Regions from separate parts of the Mus musculus genome. Here region 1 is linked to region 2. Evidence: chromatin loops called from intact Hi-C (ENCODE). Cell type or tissue: heart. All regions are shown on one strand. Links, peaks and the distances in the headings refer to the core of each region. The heading gives the core; the rest is flanking DNA.

What was found. Peaks named below come from ENCODE experiments on the same cell type or tissue, not always from the same donor. Only the 100,000 strongest peaks of a DNase experiment are listed, where the experiment ranks them.
Region 1: a loop joins it to region 2, with 5 times the contacts of the local background. A loop is called at or near these places in 2 of 42 quality-filtered maps.

The regions. Positions count from the first base shown.
Region 1 is chr12:110,481,006-110,491,939 of GRCm38, reverse strand. The region is part of intron 3 of Ppp2r5c (protein phosphatase 2, regulatory subunit B', gamma); the gene reads right to left. Gm19605 (predicted gene, 19605) reads left to right here and starts at 6,304. Exons shown (of 6, transcript NR_168658.1): 1 at 6,304-6,385; 2 at 7,733-7,904. In heart, for the core only: no CTCF peak of the experiment used is centred there; DNase peaks (open chromatin) are centred at 5,819 and 6,219; H3K4me3 peaks cover 4,297 bases; H3K27ac peaks cover 3,834 bases.
Region 2 is chr12:110,585,650-110,596,583 of GRCm38, reverse strand. It overlaps B930059L03Rik (RIKEN cDNA B930059L03 gene), which reads right to left and starts at 5,210. Exons shown (of 1, transcript NR_033340.1): 1 at 3,905-5,210. In heart, for the core only: no CTCF peak of the experiment used is centred there; a DNase peak (open chromatin) is centred at 4,903; H3K4me3 peaks cover 2,431 bases; H3K27ac peaks cover 2,135 bases.

The DNA.
Region 1 (10,934 bases), core at 3,646-8,645, 110 kb after region 2:
CAACACACATGGCAGCTGTGACCAGGTCGGGAGCAATTCCTGTGCTGTGACAGGTCTGTCACACTCTGAAGTTCGTCTTTCAAACATCCTGAAGAATGTAAAGCCTTTGTCCCCGTGAATGGGTACTGGGGTGTCTCCTTCCCTGCATCCTCCGCTCTGTGCATCAGCATGCTGCCTTAGACTTAGCGGCCCCTTTACCACCCGAGCAAGGTGCAGACATCCTGATGCGTCACTAATAAGACACTTTAGTCTCCATTCCCTGGCAGTAAGTTACAAAATCCCCATCTTTACCACACCCAGAGAAGCAAGGACATCCACAGCACCAGGGCCCTGCAGCACACAGTGCTCCCCAACTGCCCCAGTCCACAGTTAGCAGGTTTCACTGCAGGTATGTGTCACAATGTAGCCCCAGGTTGGCCCTGAACTTACAAGCATCTCAGGCTAGTCTTGAGTTTTTGGTCCTTTGACATCAGTCTTGCAGCACCAGAATTACAGAACAGCACCACTCCAACACAGCTTCATTTTGTAGATATTTTAAAATAACATTTTAAATATATTTCGGAACATGTGTGCACATATGTCAGAGGGCAGAGGACAAGTTTCAAGATTCCATTCTCTGCTTCGGCACACGGGTTGCTGAGACAAAACTCAGATCATCAGCCCCTCCCTCTGCGCATCTTGTTGGGCCCCTGAGCTTGGTATTTTCACAAACAAGAAGCTGATCTGCATTTACTCATTGCGTCTAACCATTACACTTTAGCCTGCATTCTTAAACTAGAACCATTTTTTGATTTATGGATAATTCACGAACCTAAAATAAAACCAGTCTTCTATCTGCTCAGTATGTAGTGACTTTGCTTGCTTTGGTCTTGTCAAACTTAAAAAGGAAGACTTTAAAACGTTTTCAAAATTACATTACAAAAAATTTAAGAGTGAGTGTGTGTATGTGTGTGTGTGTGTGTGTGTGTGTGTGTATGTGTATGTGTGTATGTGTGTGTGTGTGTATGGGTGTGTGTGTGTGTGTATGTGTGTGTGTGTATGTGTGTGTGTGTGTGTGTGTGTGGCCTATGTACAAAGGTCAGAGGACAACTTGTGGGAACTGGTTCTCTCCTTTCACTGTGTGAATCCAAGGACTGAAGTTGAGTTGCCAGACTCGGCGGCTCCTTTACCTGTGGAGCCATCTCTTGAGCATGACTGGTTTGTTTTTGCTACATAGCCCAGGCTGACCTTAAAGTGACGATGCACCTCAGACTGGCCCTGATCTTAGCATAATCCTACCTGCCTTAACCTTCCAGAGGGCTAGGAGTACATAGCATCACGTGGTTTAACAAACAGCTCTGGGCTGGAGGGAGGGCTCTGTCATTAAACGCATGTCTGCTCTTGTAGAGGATCTGAGTCTGTCCTAGCACCATTGTCTAGTGGCTCACACTACCTGTAAATCCAGGAACGGAAGGTCCGGTGCCCTCTTGTGGTCTCCTGGGGCTCCAGCACTCATATGCACATACTCACACAGACACACATATACAAAAATCTTAAAATGTGTACGAAAAACAAACAAACAAACAAACAAACAAACAAACAAACAAACAAAAAGTGTATAACCCACAGCAAGCCCTACTCTCTCAGGTAAGAAACAACTGCTGCTCCCCAGGCATCACAAGACACAAAGTCCTATGTGCAGGAGACAGTGAGCATGTAGGGATACGAGGGGACTGTCCCCTCACCTCGTGATTCTGTGACAGGAGCTGTGCTGGGCTCTGACTGTCTTAGACTCATTGCATTTCTGTAATCCTGCAGAGGGCGCTCGCTCCCTGTTCTCTCCAAAGGGTGGGGGGAGGAGGAATAATGTCTTTTGGCACTGGAAGGACTCAAAAGGAAAAGTGGAACAGGTGGATGTGGCCTTGGTCCTGAAACTAACAAGACAATGCTGCCTCTGCGCTGGGACAAACAGCCGAGGCAGTACCCACATAACCGAGGCAGTACCCACATAGTTGGCCCCCAGGCTGGGTGGACTGAGGTTCAGACAGACACCGCAGGATAGCTGCTCCCCAGCAGGCTGGAGCACGGAGAGCAAGAGTGAGAGAGAGCGAGAACGAGTGAGTGAGCCGGTGCTCCTTGAGCCAGCACGGCACTGCGGGACAAACATGGAACAAATCAACGTGGGGTGAGGACTCACAGGCACTCCAGCCTCGCCCTTGCCGCCAATTCTCTTCCTAGGTCCAAACACCCCATCCAGCCCTCCCCAGACACCTAACCCAGATTTTCCAGAGCCGGGGCTGTTGTCCTGAGAGAGCTTCTCTTCTTCCTGCCTCCACTGCCAGAGTGCTCCATGAGAAGCTGGGGACTGAACCCTGGGCTTCATGGGTGCCATGGGTGCCATGTGATTACTACCTGCCAAGCTTCTCTCATTCTTTCCTCAGCTTTCCCTCTTATTCTTCTACACAATTAACATGTCTCAGTGAAAAAATAAACCAGAAATGGCTTCTACTATAAAGCAACCATGTGAGTAGCCTCCCCAACTCCAAGGGCAGAACTAATTCCTGCAGCACACACGCACGCACGCACGCACACATGCAGGCATGCAAGTGTGAGTGCACCTTCTCCAGGATGCCTGCCACAGGGCACACACATGCACAGGAAGAGTGTACTGGTCATTCCTAAACTCTGCCACTCAGAGGGTGAGTGACAGACAGCTCATGGCAACCAGAGAGGGCGTCCTTTACAGTCTCACTCGGGCAGGCGGGCAGCTTCCCTTCCCTGTTTGGAGAATGTGGGTAGCAGTGGGCCCTGGTCTGCTCACGCAGCATCTACCTCAGGCCCGTCCTGAGTGCCCCCTCCCACCCACACTGCGCAGTCACGGTCACACTGTCGTGCTAGGAAATGGAGGACAGGGCTCATCCACTTCACTTGCTTCCTGCCTGGTTTAAGTTCTTACTGGCAGAGTGAATGTCCACCAACCCATGACCCAGCGAGGATCTGCCACAGAGAGGGGCTCTCTTCATTAAACCCCACTTCCTAGGACAAAGAGGCTACTTTAAAAAGGACCACCAGCTCTCCTGCTGCGAGCTGGGTGTTCCCACTGTCACCCAGGAAGTTTCTAAGAAATGAATCAGCACAAGGTTATCAGGTGCAAGGCTTTCTGATGGCCCTGAATACAGGTCAACAGGAAGAGGTTCTAGACTGCCTGTCCTGCTTCCTTCTCTGGTGGCTGGCATCTTCCTGGCTGAGCTGTCTCTGCCTGAAGCCTAGCTCTGAGATGGGTCCTCCACGGAGGGCAGGAGTGATCCATGGTCTTCACAGAAGCTCAGACAAGCAGCAGTAGCAAGAACAGGTCTGGAGGCCGGAACCCATGAGCAGACCCAGCCTGCTCCCTGCATGTGTAAATAAGACTTTGTGGGTCGACAGGCAGGCCTCTTCATTTACCGCTGTAGCTGCTTTTGCTCAGGGCCAAAAATATTTACAGTCTGGACTTTAGTTGAAAGAGTGCCAATTCCAGACTAGACCTTTGCTGTCCAATTTGATAACCCTGGCTGACACTTATCTAAGATAAAGAGTTTTAAGTGCTAGATGGTCACATGTGGCCACGGGCTAGTAGAGTGGACATCACAAAGTGTGTTTCCATCTTGGGAGACTGCTCTCTTGGACAGCCTGTGAGTGCAGGAGCTGTGTCATCAAGCTAAATTTACAGCCATCGCTCTCCCCGAAGGCAGTCAGGCCTGCACTGGTTAAACCGTCTTCCCTTGACACTTGAACTTGAACTTTTGGGAATGGTGAATTCGCCACATTAATCACTGTCAGCATCACCAGCTACCGAACTAACTGGGAGCAAACGTCAGGTGAGCAGCAGCACTCACTGCGACTTGACTGCCCCTATCCCAGTGCCCCCACCCACGGGGAAAGCAGGCCACTGCATCTGCTCAAGGACCAAGTCAGGATCAGCCTAGAGTGTGGCTGTCAAACTTGCCAAACACAAGGTATGCAAAATGAATAAGAAATGAACTCTGGGTATACAACTGTCATGCAAAACAGGGCCATTGAACTAAAGCCCTGACCAGGCAATGGGGAGCAAACTGTAATCCTCTTGCAAGACGTTCGGCCAACAGCCACAATTTCTCTCCAAAAGTGACTTATAAAGATTGCAAACAAGATAAAACAGCTTCCTAGACTTGGACTCTAGTCCTACCATTTGAGGGCTATGTGGTCTTGGGCAGGCTGTATTCCCTTTGGAGTGAAAGATCCCTCTGCCTCAAGGAGGCGTAGGATGGAGGGCCACCCTCTCCTGCGTCTTCTTCCTTCCTTCCCAGCACCCCAGTTCCTGTGCTCCCCAGGGCTCCCTGCCCACAGGTGTCTCTTCCTGTCTGTCCTCTGTCCCTCTCCAGCAGGGGACTCTGGGGGAAGAGGCTGTATTTTAGTCATTTTAAATGACCTTCAGCACTTGGCTCACACAGCCAGGTCATTAGAACAATAACATTAACATGTCTGCTTTAAGAAGTCTTCATGAGGAAATCAAGTATTCCTTGAGACTTAAAATTAGGAGCTATTCCAGCCGTTTGCATTACAAGCCATTTTTAGGTGGCTACAGGTTTCTTTCTGAAAACCTTGAGGACCAGGCGCGGCACCTTCCTTGACAGTTAGACACTGAGCAGCTCAGGGAGGACGCTCTGTGATGGGCACGGTAAAGTGTGGAACAGGGCCTCCCATAAATTAATCATTCTATTTATAAAATGTAAAACCAAATGATTCTATTTTTGAACAAATTCATAATTCCAAGAAGAAGTAGAGTATCAGGTGTCTAATAAGCACCAGCAGGCTCACAAACCAAAGGGGTTGTTGAGGTTGCCGACGTGGCTCAGTGGTGAGGAGCACTTGTTGCTGTTGGGGAGGAGCTGGCCTCAGTTCCGAGCACCTGCGTGCTGGTTCATGAGCATCCCTGAGTCCAGTTCTGGAGGACAGGAAGCCTTCTTCTGACTCTCTGGGCACCAGCAGACATGCATGTGGTCCACATACATACATACACACACGCAAAATATACACATACATAAAAACTTAAAAATTAAAAAAAAATACCCATAAGGGACCTCCTTACATGTATTAATATAGGACTTGTACCTGCAATCCAGTCAAGTCACTGCTCATTAGCCAATGGCTCAGAATCAACATACATACTGCTGCTGGGTTCTGCAGCCGAGGCACCTGTGGTCACCCTTTGCTTCTTCTGGCCATCTTACATTTAACCACTGTGGAAGCCAACTTCTACAGCAGTTCAAGGAGGCTGGAGAAAAAGCTACACATTTGCTTCCGACAGGCCAGCCATTCCCGTGACCTACATGCACACTGAAAACTTGTTGCCCTTTTAAATCTTAACAACGCCTTTGTCAATGCAAAGCACAGGCAACCACTGTAAAGCTAAGAGCCTAGCATTTAACAACCAGAACCCCGGCAGATCTCAGGGGTTCACGCAGGAGCCTAGCTCCCTTCAGGCTGCATGGCTAGAGCACACATCTTCCAAAATGAAGTTCTCCTCTCATCAATTCTGCACATTCTCTGCCTGCAGTTCATCCTTAATTCAGAGCTGTGACCGAGGCAAAACCCTTGCAGTATTACCCAACACTAACACCAAGGTAACTCAAACTCAGTGAACAGACAACTTAGCCGGGCCCGGCTGGCCCGCCCCTTTCCTTCCCCGGGCAGTGACTTCACATCCTTTGACATCAGCACAGCCTCGAAAGGGGGATGGGAGAGCAGCGAGAAAGCAGAAAAACCAGCTTTGAACTCTGCGTGCAAGGCCTCCTGAGCCTCAGGCCCCGTAAGTAATGTGTAAAATGCCCACCGATTGGAGGTGACACCCCTGGCCTGCCCAGGCGCAGTCCCGTCAACGTGAAGGGGACTCTGCTGGTTAGACTTCCTGCTTTTCCCATCCAAAGCACAATAGCCATTTATTAACTACCCACGGAAGGTTCCGGTCAGTAGAACACACAATAACTCACCTCGAATGTGGAGAAGGGCCACGGGCTGGAAAGGCCCGTTGGAGCTGGCCGCATCCACCACCATCCCGCTGCCCGCTTTATTACATGTCAACATCTAGGCTCCAGCGGGAAGGGCGCTGTACTCCTTAAGGCAAGAAACCAGCCTCCATTTTAGTTTAAAAAAAAAAAAAGACAAACTGAAGCTCTCTGCAGCTGGAGGGAACTGGCTGCTTCGTGATGTCACTAGGCATGGAGCTCGCTGATTGGCCAGAAGCTGCAACTTAAAATGACACTGGGGGAAAAAAAAAAAAAAAAGCCTGCAAGCGGAAAGAGCGTTCTGTTTGGCTGTCAGTGTGTGTGCATTAAAAACCTGGGCATTTTCCGGCTTTCCAGAGTCTTCATTTCTCACTAACTTTTAGGTAAGAATCCCAGCTCTTAGAGGGTGGCACCGGGGGCCGCAGCCCCGTCAGAGAGCACATAAATGACGCCAAGAGCGGCCAGAAGAAAGGAACACAGGCACGCTCCGTCTCCAAGATCTACCGTTCCCCAAACTGGTTCCCCCCAGTTCAGTGGTGCCGTACGCCAACCTGTCCTGTGCCCTCTACCTCTCAGCTCTTATTTTATTCATTTAGGGTTTTTTTCTCCTTTTTTTTAAAACAGAACTAGGGGGTGAGCCTAGGGCCTGGTGCTCACTAGGCAAACCTCTGCCATTGCTAGACTTCCAGCCTGAGCAGAGCATGCTGGCACCCCAGTTTCCAGGAAGCAAGGGGTTATCTATTTAAATACTAAAAGCTCCAACCGACCGACCAACCGGTCTGGGCTCTGCCTTGTGCTCAGCCTCCTTACTATCACCAGGGCAACTGAGGGATCTATAATCGGACACCGGCTTCTTCCTGAGACCTTGTTTCCTCCCCCAGCCCAGAAAAATGAGGGTTAAAAATCTGTGGAGGAGCTGCTTAATAGTTAATAGTCAGGAAGTGCTACAGACGAAGGTGTGTCTACTCCACAGCTATGAAAACCTTTAAAAGGCACAAAACAGAGGCGGGGGCATGAGAAGAAAACACAATGTCAGGTGTGTGTGTGTGTGTCTCCACAGCTCATGTGGAGGTCAGAGGACAACCTGTGGGAAACAGTTCTTTCTTTCCACCCTTGGTCCCAGGAATCAAACTTGGATCTTCAGAATTGGCGGCAAATGCCTTTACTCACTAAGCTGTCTGTCTGGCCCATTCTATTTTTTGTAGTTTAAAAATGTTATTATGTTAGATTCCTTAAGTTATGCTTTCTTTAAATTAATTAAGAGGTTTTTTCTATTCATTTATTATACTACTATTCATATTTTTAAAACAAAAAAGAATTAACATAAAAAACTATTCTCAGAGAAGAGAGCCTTTCGGAGTCAGAGCACTGTCAGGATGCTGGCAAGATAATGCCTGCTGCCGGTCTGCAGGGAGGCAGTGAGAGTGGGAGGAGACCGCTTTCAGGACTTTTCAGGAAAAGTCTTCCCTTCGGAGAAACATCTCTGGAATTATGCTGTGCCACTTTATAATGCTCAATTCAAGAACGGGACAAATAAACGCCTTTAACTCCCAGACACGTCTGACACACGGCTCCATGACGTCTGTGGGTCTAGCCTGATACACTGCAGTGAATGAACGAACACTTACAGCCATTCACCAACAAGAACGGATCTTACCTTCTCAGTAGCTGCTAAGGTAGTTCAACAGGAAGAAAAAAGTCTATCTGAATCCCTCTCCTCTTTCCTTCAGAGCCAAAGATGCTGCGGGATTCTACAGCTCAGCAGAGCATGGGGGCAGGGCATGCCAGGCGAGTGACCTCAGTCCTAGTGTACTCTCTCTAACACTCAAGTGGAAGACGCCTGATGGTGTTCTCTGCACTGCAGTTGTGGGCGACTGGAGCAGCTGCTGCTTGGATAGCAAGGTAATGTAAATGAGATTCTGCCTGCCCACTTGTCTCCAGGAGTTTCTCAACTAACTCCATCCCTACAACCTCCCCGCCCCCACTGCCTCTCAAGACCTGCAGGTGGTGCTGAGGGCAAACGTCACTTCCCTCAAGTCACCCCCTGAGTGAGGAGTGATCCAGAGGGACTCAGCAGACACAAACAGCAATGTGGGAAGGGGCTAAGGGGCCACAAGCAGACACTTCTGCCTGCCAATAATTTCCTATGTCATCCGAGGTGAGATGGGGGCTAGCATACACTAGAGCTATGCTCATGAACTGGAATACAGACAGGCAGGAGAGGAGATGCCTAACAGCTTTATATAACATAGACAAATTCAAAGGCAAAAGAGCGAAGACACTTTTTGATGTATTTTTCCTAATGATCTTACATCAAAGGATTTCAAACCTTATTAGTGATTTCTCCCATACTCTTGGAAACCTTAGGCATACAAAGTAGTTTTTAAAGACTTCTAAGACTATAAAACATGCCGCACTAGATATAAGGCAGGCACACCATACTCTCAGCATCCAGCTGAGGCAGGAGGAACTCAGGACAGACTACACAGTAAGCCTATACAAAAAGAGACATACATCACAGGAGAGCAGGGGACAGGAGCAGTGACCCAACACCAACAAACGCTCTCAGACCATGAAGAATAAACCAAGTCGACGGATGGGGGGAATCATATGAACAGTCCCCAGAAGACAGCACGTAAGTGATTCGCAAACAGTCAACTCAAGCCCTTCCTCGCACCAAAAAACCCGCTGGGAATGAGACAAGCAAACCAAGACAAGCCACGACTTCTCCAACCCCACAGCTTTTACAAGAAGAGGGATCTTCAGACAGGATGAGGGATCAACCCTACAGCTATAGGCCAGCGCCTGATGGACCCTGAGCAGATCTGAAAACAGTTACTCTGTGTCTCACAAGAATCTACTCTGTTGGTTTTTGCTTTTCCAGGTAGGCTTTGAGTAGCCCTGGCTGTCCTGAAACTCACTCTGTGTACCAGACTGGCCTGGTCTCAAGAGATCTGCCTGCTTCTGCCTCCTGAGTGCTGGGATTAAAGGCGTGTGCCACCAATACCCACTCACCAGAATTAAGACCAATTCAAATAACCCTGACCTTTTCCACATCTCCCTCCAACCAAAGAAAATATAAATACAGATTAATAAAATTTATTAGAAAAACATTAAGCCCTTAGGATTTAAATGATCAAGTTTGTGTAAAAAAACAAAACTATGAACAATCAGAAACTGCAAGGCAGAGTGTTTTTATCTATTAGGGCAATGATAATTTTTTTTACAAATGTCTGTATTTATTTAGTGCACACATGTCAAGGGACAAATGTGAGGGTCAGAGAACAGTTCAAGAGTCAGTTCCCCTTTCCTGCTATGTCGGTCCCAGGGGTCAGAGCCTAGGGGTGACAGCAGCACTTTTGCCCACTGAGCCATCTTATCCACCCAACTCTAATGATACAGAGAACAGTAACTGCGTTGTGCCAGAGCTTTGACAACAGAGCTATCGACTGCTCACTGGCTTAGAAAACAGTCAGGCAACAGGCACCGAGAGGCTTTGCTTAGTAATTTTACTTTAAGAACCCATTCTAAGCCGGGCTTGGTGGCGCATGCCTTTAATCCCAGCACTCGGGAGGCAGAGGCAGGCGGATTTCTGAGTTCGAGGCCAGCCTAGTCTACAGAGTGAGTTCCAGGACAGCCAGGGCTACACAGAGAAACCCTGTCTCGGGGGGAAAAAAAAAAAAGAAAGAACCCATTCTAGAAATAAAATAACCATGGATGAAACAGTTCACTAAAAACATATTTTACAACTGGGCTGAAATATGACACGTAACACAAAATCTATTCTTTATTACATTTACCTGGGTCTGTGCCCCCCCCCCCCCACACACACACACATACCACGCCATGAAACAGAGGACCCACCTACAGGAACCAGACCTTTTCTTCTAGCATGTGTCATCTCCTGAGCCACCGTGCCAGCCCCATCCTAACTAACCATTTTCACGTGTGCACCTCAGTGGTCTAGAATCTTTCAGATGGGTGCCCTGACGTGGAATGGAGTAAATCCACTCTAAACTCTGTGAGGTACCTCCATATGGTTGTTAAAGTTCTTGTACCATCTGCTGTTCCTACCAACAGCACACAAGTCCCCGTCCTCTTCCGTCAGCAACACTGGTTTGCGTGTAATCTCGAGGTAGTTTTCATTTGCATCATTAATGATTAGTGATGCTGAGCCTGTATGCTTGGGCCTATGGGTCATTAGTGTATATTCTGAGAAATGTCCACTTGAGTCTTCTATATATTTAAATGAAGTTGTTTCGCTGTTGTGCATGTGTAGGAGTTCATATGGTCAAGATATCAATCTGTTATCAGGCTTGTCATTTGCAAATATTTCCCTCTCCTCTGTAGGCTGCCCATTCTGACGACTGTGCACCCTCACACACACTGAGGTTTTAAGGGTGACATAGCACAGTTTACCTAGTTTGTCTTTTATTATCTACAATATTTAACAACGTGTCCAAAAATTCACTGGAATCTAATACCATGAACTCCCCACTGCCAATTCCTTCAAAGACTTTTTATACTTTTGGTTGACAGCACTTAGGATTTTGACGCCTTCTGAGGTAATTATGTTTGTGGACTTCCAGTTTCCAGTACTTTCCCGCTCTGAGCTGGCTTTACTCCTGGCTCTCTATGCTGGTTTAGCCTTGGGTGTTGTTATGGAAACCCACAGTCATCCTGTTTACTGTAACTTTGTTGCTTTAAAATCAAGATGCGTAAGGTGCCAGCCCTTTCCTTTTTCAAGATTTGGAATGTCTTGGTCTTCCCAGTGGATTTTACGATGACTTTTTCTGTTTCTAGATGAAACCATTCACCTCTTGGTAGGACTGCCTGCATCTGTAGGTCCCTAGGCTGGCACTGATCCCTTAACAACCCTAGGCTTCCAATCCAAGAGCATTGGCTGCTCCTCTGGTGGTTTGACTCCCATAG
Region 2 (10,934 bases), core at 2,242-7,241:
GCTGACGGTGAGGAGAAAGTCCTTTATAATAAAATCTCTCCAGTCATGGAGGGCACTCCCTCCTCTTCAGGTACGTTATGTGGCTGGATGATACAGTTGCCATGGTCTTGGATGAAGGGGTGACCCGGCATTTCCCTTGGTCAGGATGAGGTGGTCTTATAACTGCCTGCCTTGGCACCATGTAGTGCAAGCTTTCGTTCTCTGTGTTAACAGGGGTGCTTCCTTGGTGTCTTCACAGGACTGAACAGGTCTCACATAAGGGCCATGCAGACCCCAAGACCAGAGCGTTTCATAAACAGGAGTTTCGGGTGTACCTCACCTGTGTGGTAGGTACATAGGGTGGTGCGGCAAAGACCAGCTTTTTCCTCAGACAGGTGCCTGCTTCACCTGCCTTCCCTCCACCTCACTGTGACTTAAGACGTCTTACTTTAGGGCTGAAGATATAACTCTGTGCTTACTAATTTTTTCTCATGAGACTTGCCTGTCCGTTCAGATGAAAGACCTCAGAGGAACCGCAGGTTGAAGCCCAGTCAGATCCCACCGCCACAGGGCTAGGGGGCCATTACAAGCACCTACACATTCATCGTGCATTTCCAAGTTATACATTCCAAGCTTAAAGTGCTAGTATGTGGGGCAGGAGAGATGGTTAGGCGACTGGTGATGCTAGCTGCCTTTCCAGAAGACCCAGGCTCGGTTCTCAGCACCTACACGGCAGCTCACTGCTGTCTGTGGCTCTAGTTCTAGAGATCTGACACCTTCATATATATGTAAGCAAAACACTAATGCACGTAAAATAGATTATTCTAAAACATTTCTAGTCTGTCTATTTCTCTGGAGGCCAGTACGAATGCATCAGTATCCTTTTGAGGCTTTTATGTGGAGCCTAGTGTCACGTCCTCAGTGTCCCATCGCGGCTTTGGATGGGCTGCAATCTCCTGCAGAGTGGTCAAGCCCACAACTGGTGCTTCTTGCCTATCCCCAGGGTCCTTACCTGGTCTGGACATCCAACCTAGTCTCATCCTTTTCCAGTCAGAGGCTCTGGTCCTGCATTTCACAGTCCCTTTAGTCACTGAGAGGTCCTTGGGATCCAGTCCAGACTGTGTTCTTTCCATTTCCAGAGACTTTCAGTGGGCTAAGAGGCCCAGGGACAGAAGCCTCTGTGGGCCAACTGGGGTTGGAGTGAGATCTCACTGGGCCTCCAAAAATGTTGCAGGAATTTTTCCTAAAATAAGCACTCCAAGACCAGTGACAGTGAAAGATGTCACTAGTGGACTGAAACCAGGATGGTTTCTGACCGTGAAAAGCCTCCTTCTGGGTCTAGTTTATATTCTCATTTCATACTGTAAAACCACAAGGTGGAGCCGGGCATGGTGGCGCACGCCTTTAATCCCAGCACTTGGGAGGCAGAGGCAGGCGGATTTCTGAGTTCGAGGCCAGCCTGGTCTACAAAGTGAGTTCCAGGACAGCCAAGACTATACAGAGAAACCCTGTCTCAAAAAACCAAAAAAAAAAAACCAAAAACCACAAGGTGGGGTGGGCAGGCAAGTAAGATTTTGCAGAAGGTTATGTGGCAGTCAGCAGGTTGCTAAGGGCAACAACCCATCATTTCAGGTATCTCTCCAGGGCTTTTCTGCTTCAGGTAGCACATGAAGTCACTCTTGGCTAACAGGTTGTACAAACAGCAAATCATCGAGTAAGCCAATAAATCACTATCTAATAATTGGTCTCTTTTAAAATCTTAATCTACTTCAATAGAATCATGCAGTGCAACTCAGCTTCCCGTAAGTGCATGAGATTTTCAGCTTCAGCCCAGCACCACATGATCCTGCGTGTTTTTTTCTTTCTTTTTTTTTTTTCCTGCGTGTTTCTGAAGCCAGCACTAGGATGGTTCTTGCAGAGGATGACAAGTTCAAGGTCATTCCTAGCTACATCACCTGGTCTTGCCTACGTGAGATCACCCCTGCCTCCCCCAAAAAGAACACATAAAAAATCTATAAAACAAAACCAACAAGCTTACCCTATTGCTAGACATGCCACACACTCCAAAACCAGGGTCCAGAAGCTCCTGAGCTGGAACAGACCTGACAGCCTCCTCCCAGAGTACTTGTTTCCACGGTACCCAAAGGCACCACATACACTTCCAAAGGAGGGAGGCGAGCAACAGATCTACTTAGCTCTGATGCCTATGGACCACAGCAATGACCAGCATGGCGTGATAACCCTCAGGGTGCAGCAGTGGCACACATAACTTGGCAGTTACTCATAACTCTCTAAATGGATCTAAGATCCACTCAACGAGATGGAGAATATGCTATGTGCTGGAAACCTACCTATTAAATGCTATTGATCTTGGATTGTGGAGAACCTACAACCACTACTTTACTAAAACAACATAGTTCATACCAATCTAAGCATTTGTCCTCATATCCACACGTAACTGTGGCCCTCACCCGTCCTCAGGAACTTCTTTTTACAAGAGATGGGGATCATTACAAAAGAGTCACATCTAATCCAAATGCAGAATTGTGGAACCCAATGGTACACAACACCCTGTATCCACGGCTCAGGGGACATTGTAGAAGAGAGGGTAGAAAGTCTGTGCTCAGGTGAGTGGCCTTAATCCTACACAAAGAACTACAGGCAACTAGGGAATGCTGGGAGTGGGAGACAGTCTTCCCTAGACAAGCGTTTGTTTTCTATCAAATAACAAACTGTTTATCCAAAGCCCTGAAAACGTACATATGGCTAACATAAGCAGGTTATATTCAGGACTGTGTGTATTTATACCTATATGCATGTAATAACAACTAATGAAATAAGAGGCCATGAATTTGAAAGAGAACAAAGAGGGGCTCATGGGATGTTTTGGGTGTATGTGTGTGTGATGCAATTTACGTAATCTTAAAGTGAACCAGACAACTTGAGGTTGCTCCCCAGGACCCACAAGCTGCTTCCCAGAGTACTCACAATGTGACTCCAAGTCACAAGCATGACTTAACTCCATGAGGAGTGCAAATGCAGAGACGGGGTGACCCTGACCTTGTCATGCACCCAGAGACCACTTCCTGCCCAGTACTACCTAATAATACCATAAACCTCCACCTACATCACCATAGACACACACTAATACCAACTTTATTCCTAAAGGTAAAATGCCAGCATTCTCCAGGCTTATCAAAGCACACGAAAACATGAGCATATGGGCTGAATAAAAACAGCAGAAAAACCGGGTTTCAAACTGGTCAAATGCACTGACCAATGGAGGGCCGCCACGAGGCACAACACCCGAACATGGACCCTGTAAGGAGGGTGCCTGACATCGTGATGACCACCCGCTGAAGCAGAGACCTCTGAACTTTACCTAGGGCTTCAGCCCGGCCCGTCACCTCCTACGTGCGTGAACGGCTGACAATCCACCTATCTACTTGAAGCTATACCTGTCTTACACCTGAACACTACACCTGCGGCCTAGATCCCTGATCTCTCAGGTTCTGAGCTCCATGCCCCCAACAGCTATCCACTTGGACTCCTTAATCCCTAAATACTGTATTTGTGCCAGATGGTGGTGGTATAGTCCCTTAACCCCAACACTTGGGAGGCAGAGGCAGGTAGGTCTCTGTGGATTTGAGGCTAGCCTGGTCTAGAATGAATTCCAGGACAGCCAAAGCTACACAGAAACCCTATCTTGGAAAATCAAATGAACAAAACCAAGCAAACCAAACCAGCAAATGTTGTAGCAGCTATCTGCCTCTGCCTCCAGGAAGGCCTCTGTGAACTCTAACCTTGAATAGCCATTCTGTAATTTACATTGCATTGTGAGGTGTAATGTGTGACCCAAGAGTTATTATTTATTAAGAGAGTGAGAACAAAACTACTCAACAAATTACATCAATACAAGGGATGCAGACTGCCAATTTATTATTCAGGAAATTCTAACATCATGGAGAGAGAGAATTGTGTCCATGCTTCTGACAGCACCCCCACACCAGGGCTACCTTCCAGGGTTACCAGTATCTTGGGCAGGAAGCAGTGGGAAACAGACATCGCTAGGGCTTCCTTGGAACAGGCATGGCTATGACCCTGGAGGGAATCAGCACAAATTTCCAGATTTTTGAGCCCTAGAACAGTAAGACTCAGGGACAGAGTCGGAGACAGGCAGTTTACTACAAAGAAAGGAGAGAGGGAGACAGAAGTCAAGCCAGGAAGTGCACGCCTTTATTCTTAGGGCAGAGGCAGGGACATCTCTTGAGTTTAGGGTCTACACAGTGAGTTCCAGGTCAGCCAAGAAGAGACTCTGTTTTATAGACAGACAGACAGACAGACAATAAGGCTAGCCAAGGCGAGACCCTGTCTTATGAGTAAATTAGAGAAAGAAGGAAAGAAAGAGGCACCCAGTGAGTGGTAGTGGGAAAGACGGGGTGCTCAAAGTCCTCATCTATGTGAGTTCTGGTCCTCCATAGTTATTTACATAGCAAGCACCTCTACCTCTTTACGTTACCACGTGTCCGGTACACGCCACTTAGGTGGGACGAGTTTCCTGACCCTGCTTACTGGTTTCTTTCGTTAATCTCTCGGCATCCCCAGCCTCCCACCTACTTCAGTTCTCAGAGCTGCTACAGGGGACAGGTTGGCCCTGTCCTATCCACGCTACGGTCGCGTCTCGGGGTTCCATGACGGGGGTCACATGGGACCCTGGTCACCAACCCCGCCTATCAAGTGGAAAGTGACGGGGCTGTAACCCAGGACCTGCCGTTCAGTTCCACGGACGCCTGTTTGCCGCTGTCCAGAAGCCACTTCTGCAGAGTGGCAGGTCGATCACGTGTCGCCAGGGGAGCGGTCACGTGTGGCCTCGAACGATCATGTGAGTCCTCAAGCCAATCACCGCGGCCTGGAAGAAGGGGCATTGCGATTGGCTCATTTTCCTCCCGTGAATATCGCGAGATTCAGAGTCAGACACTTCCCGATTGGTCGATGCGCTGCGTCATTTCCCTGCGCCAGCGTTTAGGTGAAGGTAGTCGGTCTCCCTGTCCTGTGTGCCGTGGGCCAAGCGTCTAAGCTTGGGTCCGGGCCGTCCGCGGCCCTCACTCCCCTCCCGCCAAGGGACGCGGCCCCCTCTGCGGCTTCCTCTAGACGTCGCTGCCTTGTCCTAAGTCAGCCTGCGTTCGAGCTGCCGAACCGAGGTTTCGTGCGGCTTCCTGGCGCGGTGACTCATCCAGTCACGTGCGCCGTGGAGGCTGCGCCTTGCGGAGATCTCCGCCCTGCCGAGATGGCAGAGACCTTCCCGGGGCCGCCCTTGTCCTGCTGCCGTGTTCTGGTGCAGCTGTGCTGAGCTGATATCCTGTTGACTTTGAACTCTTCTCCGTTTTCTGCATGCGCTTTGTCTCATTCCTACGGGGTACCTGCTGCCATCCGCTTGCTCTTTGGTTTGGATGCCGGGTAGCCGTGCTGAGTCCCAACTCTGATGCTCCTGCCTCCACCTTTCCAGTGCTGGCATGGAAGGCGTATGTCAGCACGTCCACCTTACACACACGTACCCACATTTGATTGCCTCTCCACTTGGATCTTGCTGTTCTCGCTGATCCCACATTTATCTGTACATTGCGTCCATCAGACGCAGTTTTGAGTGTCCCACACGGTGCCAGACTGAAGGTACAGCGATAAGTAGGGTAATAGGGACATTGCTTGTAGAGGGCTCACGGGCTATCCTGGGGTGACTGGTTGGAGGGATGTTTTTGCAAGCTCCCTCTTGGCTGCAGTGTGGAATGTTTGAGAAGAAGGTGTTGGGCCGGCAGGAAAAGTTAGTCCTGGGGTGAGGATGAATTCGAATTTGGAATGAGTGCCAGAACCTTTCTAGTTTCAATTTGGCCATATTTTATGGAGACCGCTCAGCAGTTAGGTCCATGTACAGTTCTTCCGGACAATCCGAGTTTAGAGTCCCACGTTAGGGACAGACTATTTATAACCCTAGCCCCAGGGGACCGAACACCCTCTTGCTTCCGTGGGCACTTGCACTCATATGTACAAATCCACATACAGAAACAAACACATTTAAAAAAATAAAATCTTAAGGAGTGAGAGCGTGTGCTGGGGTTTTCTCACTTCTCTGCTCACATTTGCATCTAGCAACACTTCAGGCAGGTGAGGATAATTCCTGGTTTCTGTTTTTCAGCATGGAAAACAGTGCGGCCGGGAGTAGCTGGCCTTACTGCTCAGACTAGGTGAATTTTGCTGATGGCTAAATTTTTGAAGCAGAATTGCAGAGTCAAAATACATGACACCCTGCAGGGTGGAACGTGTTTCTAATGCCAGCATTCAGGGGGCTGGGTAGTAGGATTTTTGGTAAGACTGTCTCAAAATGTTTTCAACACTTACCTTTTAAAACTTTCAGTTGCATTTTTAAGGGTCCTACAAATCTGCAAGCCACCAACAGTAAACTGAAGTGACCCACCCTTCCTCACCTGCTACTGGGGTTACTTTCCTGTCCTTCCAGAAGCATTGACTTGTGGCCCTGAGATCTGCATAGGATGGCGACACTGCCAGTGGGAGCCCCTGCTTACCTGCCTCTGCTGGCTTTGCATCCTCCTCGGGAATATTCCTCACACCTACACGGCATGCCTATGTCTCTTTTGGCATGTAGGTGGAGGTAGAATTTCTGTTATGGGTGTCTACTTTCAGCCAGCTCCTTGCCCTCCAGCTACGTGCAGCCAGCCAGCTGGGAAGCGGTGGAGTACCATCGCCTAAGCCAGTGGTGCTTCCTGCAGCCATAGTTCTGCAGAGCAGTGTAGTTTAATGCAGTGTATCCCGTTTGATGCCTTCTCATGGTGTAGAGAGAGCCTGTCACAGGAAACAGAAATGCAGCTACTTTCTGTAGACTCCAGGCTGTCACCTGTGGCAGGTGGCATCCCATGGAAGATGAGGCCCTTGTCACTCACCATTTAAAGAAAAACCTCTTTCCTTAGGGGGGTGGTATACTGTTGTTGGGAGGGCTGGGATCTTCCATACTCCTGAAACTGGGAGAGAATGCCATTGCTTTCATTTGTAATTCATGACCTCATCTTTTAACTAAGTTGCTCAGAAAGCTCAAATCTCCCACCATCTTTAAAGACAACAGCAAAACAAACAAACTCCCTTCTGCAGGCTGGAGAGATGGCTCAGTGGTTAAGAACAGTGACTGCTTTTCCAGAGGTCCTGAGTTTAATTCCCAGCAACCACGTGGTGTCTCACAACCATCTGTAATGGGATCTGATGCATTCTTCTGGTGTGTCTGAAGACAGCTATGGTATACTCAGAAATAATAATAAATCATATATTTTTAAAAAGCTTCCCTTCTATTTCAGTGGACCAGCTCCCCATGTCCCCGCTCAAGGCCAACCCTTGTAAGAATTGTACTGATGTTCTGAGTTTAAGTCTTGTATCCCTTCATGAAGGGAAATCAGAGCAGAAGCCTAGCGAGAAAGCCATAGAAGATACCTGCTTGGTGGGTCACTAACTTGCTTTAAAGTTTTTATTTAGGCTTTTTTTTTTTTTTTCCGGGGGGAGGTGAGGACAGGTCCTAGAACTTGTTCTGAGGACAAGGCCAGCCTCGAACTAACTCACTTTTAACCCAGAGCCACCTGGCCATGCGGTGGTCCCTTTAACCTTCAGTTCCCAATCAGGCCAACTCTTCACAGACGGATTTACAGAACAACCAATAATGACAGTTGCCCAATGTACGCTCGTTTCTCAAGTGACTCTGAGATGTACCAAGCTGACAGTTAATGATAAGTAGGTGCTAGCCAGAGGAGGAACTTGTCTCTTAGGAAGAGACTTTACACAGTTTCAACTTGAGACCACCTTACAGACCACACTGGAGTTTTGCCAATGATGTGTGGGACTAGAGTTAACCAGGATTGCTTAGTTTATACATACCTCTTGTCTTCTCTCTAAATCTCGCCTTCCAGTTAGTACTCCAAAGGTAGACTTGACGGTTCGGGAGTCAGCAGAGCTCATTTGTTTGCTTCCTAATGTGACCACATTGAATTTAATCTCGTCTGCTTTTCCCAACAAGTCTCTTTAACTATCTATCCTACTGAAAATGAGCGGGCAAGCCTAGCTTTTTAAGGCTGCTTAGGGCCCAGGTTTTGACACTGACTTCTCTGGTAACATTAGCAAACTCTACATAGACCGTTTCCTGCTAGACACACAGGCATCTCTACCACATAGACCATTTCCTGCTAAACACACAGGCATCTCTAGTAAGATGTGAAATCCCCTTTCCTTGTTCCCCTCCACACTGCTTCGCACATTCCCGTGTTGCCTGGGTCCTCACTCTTGGTTTTCAGGCACTTGCTGCTGACCTCTGTGCCACTGCAGCAGCACCTGGGTTACCCTGCTACATGGCCACACGCTCTTGGCCCTATGTCTGCGTGTGGAGTTTGTCACCTTAACTTTTTTGTTGTTGGTGGTTTTTTTTTGTTTGTTTTTTCGAGACAGGGTTTCTCTGTATAGCCCTGGCTGTCCTGGAACTCTGTAGACCAGGCTGGCCTCTGCCTCCCGAGTGTTGGGATTAAAGGCGTGCGCCACCACGCCCGGCTTCACCTTAACTTCTAAAACAGATGCACGAACAGTTGCCTTTTCCCCAGTATAATTCCACAGAGCCCACAAATCAGCTGCTCCTACATCCTAACTCAGCCACTCCCTCCACCTTCTCAATGGGAACCAGCTCAGCTCTGTTCATAGCCCTTGGGGTCAGTTTCACCCACTGTGCCAGTTTCTTTAATGTTAGTGTTCAGTTCCCTGAGGTGAGAGTCCATTCTTCATGTGGAACAGTTCCTCAACCCCCCCCCCCAACCAGTCTGTCGCAGTCCATAGTAAAACACCATGAACTGCATCATTTTAACATTCGACTTTTATGTGTATGGGTATTTTGCCTGCTCCTTCCCTTCGTGTGTGTGTGTGTGTGTGTGTGTTTTGGTGGCTGTGGAGGTCGGAAGAGAGCATCACAACTGCAGTTATTGATAGCTGTGAGCCACCATGTGGGTGCTGGGAATCAAACCCAGGTCTTCTGGAAGAACAGCCAATACTCAGTAAGCCACCACTCCAGCCCTGGAATGGGTAATTTAAAATTTGTAAAGGTTAATGATTTTGTCTGTATGAGCATAGGTGTGTGTATGTGTGTGTGGTCTGTGTTTCACATGCATGTTGGGGTCACAGGGCAATTTGCATGAGTTGGTTTCTCTCCAGCCACAGTGTAGGATGTAGGTAGGGACTGAAGTCAGGTCATCAGCCCTGTTCACAAGCACTTCTGCCCATTCAGGTGCCTGTTTCCTTCTGGGCTAGGACAGCGCTGTCTGGGGCTGTGCCCTTCAGCCCTCCTCAGTAGCCATTCAGTCTCATTTCTAGAGGTTTCCACATTCTCAGATGGGCTGCAAAGCTGACCACAGGCTCTGGATTCTTTGCCTGGGGCTGTATAGTGAGAAGAGCTTCAGGTCAAGACAGTGTGCATACGGCCAATGAGACCGGTGGTGCACTACTCTGTCACTCGTGGACCAAGTTCACAGACCTCCCTGCACTCTGTTCCTCTTGTGAGCTGCTGGGAGACAGGTTAACTTTTCCCCAAAGGGGACTGGCTTTTGTCTCCAGCTCTCAAAGGTAGCAGCTATGCCATGGTTATCCTGCCTAATTAAGAATGCTTTTTGTTCTTTTGGGGACCAGGGCCATGATGGGTATACCATGCTGATAATATGGTCTGGGTGGTGGTGGTGGGATGGCGGCGGTTTAGTGTCAGCTCTGCTCCTGGAAGGGATGGATACTAAGACCAGACTATATGTAACTAACCGTGAAGACACAAATGAGCTTCCCAGGGGTACAGTCCTCCAGGTGAGCCTCCGCACACTCCTGCCCGTGCTGAAGGCCAGAGGTGAGCAGAAGGCAGCTGACACCCAAGCCAAGCCCATTTCCTCAGCCTGGGCATCTGCCTGTTGATTGTACCATGGCTCTTCAGCTGCTGCCCTAAACCCTAATACAGATAATATTCGATTGCCTCAGCTTGCTAAGGCGTTCTAGGAGTATCTTATGCCTAAGGGTGCATGGGGACTTCCAGAACCTATGAGTCTTTTAAGCCAGACTTCCACAGCTCTGGGTTGCAGATAAGGTTGCTCGTGAGAACAGGCTCACTGCAGTTGGCCAGTGTGTTCCTCTAGCAGCGGGGCTGTGGTGATGGGCTTATACAGTAGGCCTTTGTCTTACAGTTCTCTAGCACATGTATTCACCATGGAGTCGCCTGGGATCTGATGGCGCTGAAGTCAGGAAGAACATGTACTGTTTGTTGCCTGGTGTGGTGGCACACACTTTTAATCTCAGCACTTGGGAGGCAGAAGCAGGCAGATACCTGTGTTCGAGGCCAGCCAAGGGTACACAGTAAATCCTTGACTAACTTTCTCCACCCCCGCCTCCCAACACTTATTGTACAAGCTAGTCCTTGCTTCAGCTCAGCAGCAACAGCAGCACATGGCTTCGGAGTGACTTTGTGGGCTGTGTGGTATCAACATTTTGATTTTCAGGAGGCTTGGGTCTCAGTCTTATTTCCTGCTTAGAAGATGGACAGTCTTCTCTGGCAATGTTCCCTGGGCAGTGCTCAGTGGAGTCACCTTACAGGCTTTTAAATGTTCTCATTCCAATCATGCCTTAACGGGAGTCCAATTATCCTTGTTGGAGTGGAAGCTTTGGCTCAAATCTCCCAAACAAGGTTGGAAATTAGGGCTCCTGAAGGTAATTATATCAGCATATCTGAGCAGGGGGCTCAGAACTGGTCCTACTGGCTTCCAGATGCCTCTGAAGTTATCATTAGTTTAAGGGCTACATCTTCCTACAAGATACATCCTGGAGAGAGAGATGAAGCCGACTTAGTCATGTCAAGACTGGGAATTCGCTCTCACAGCGTGGCAATGGTTCTC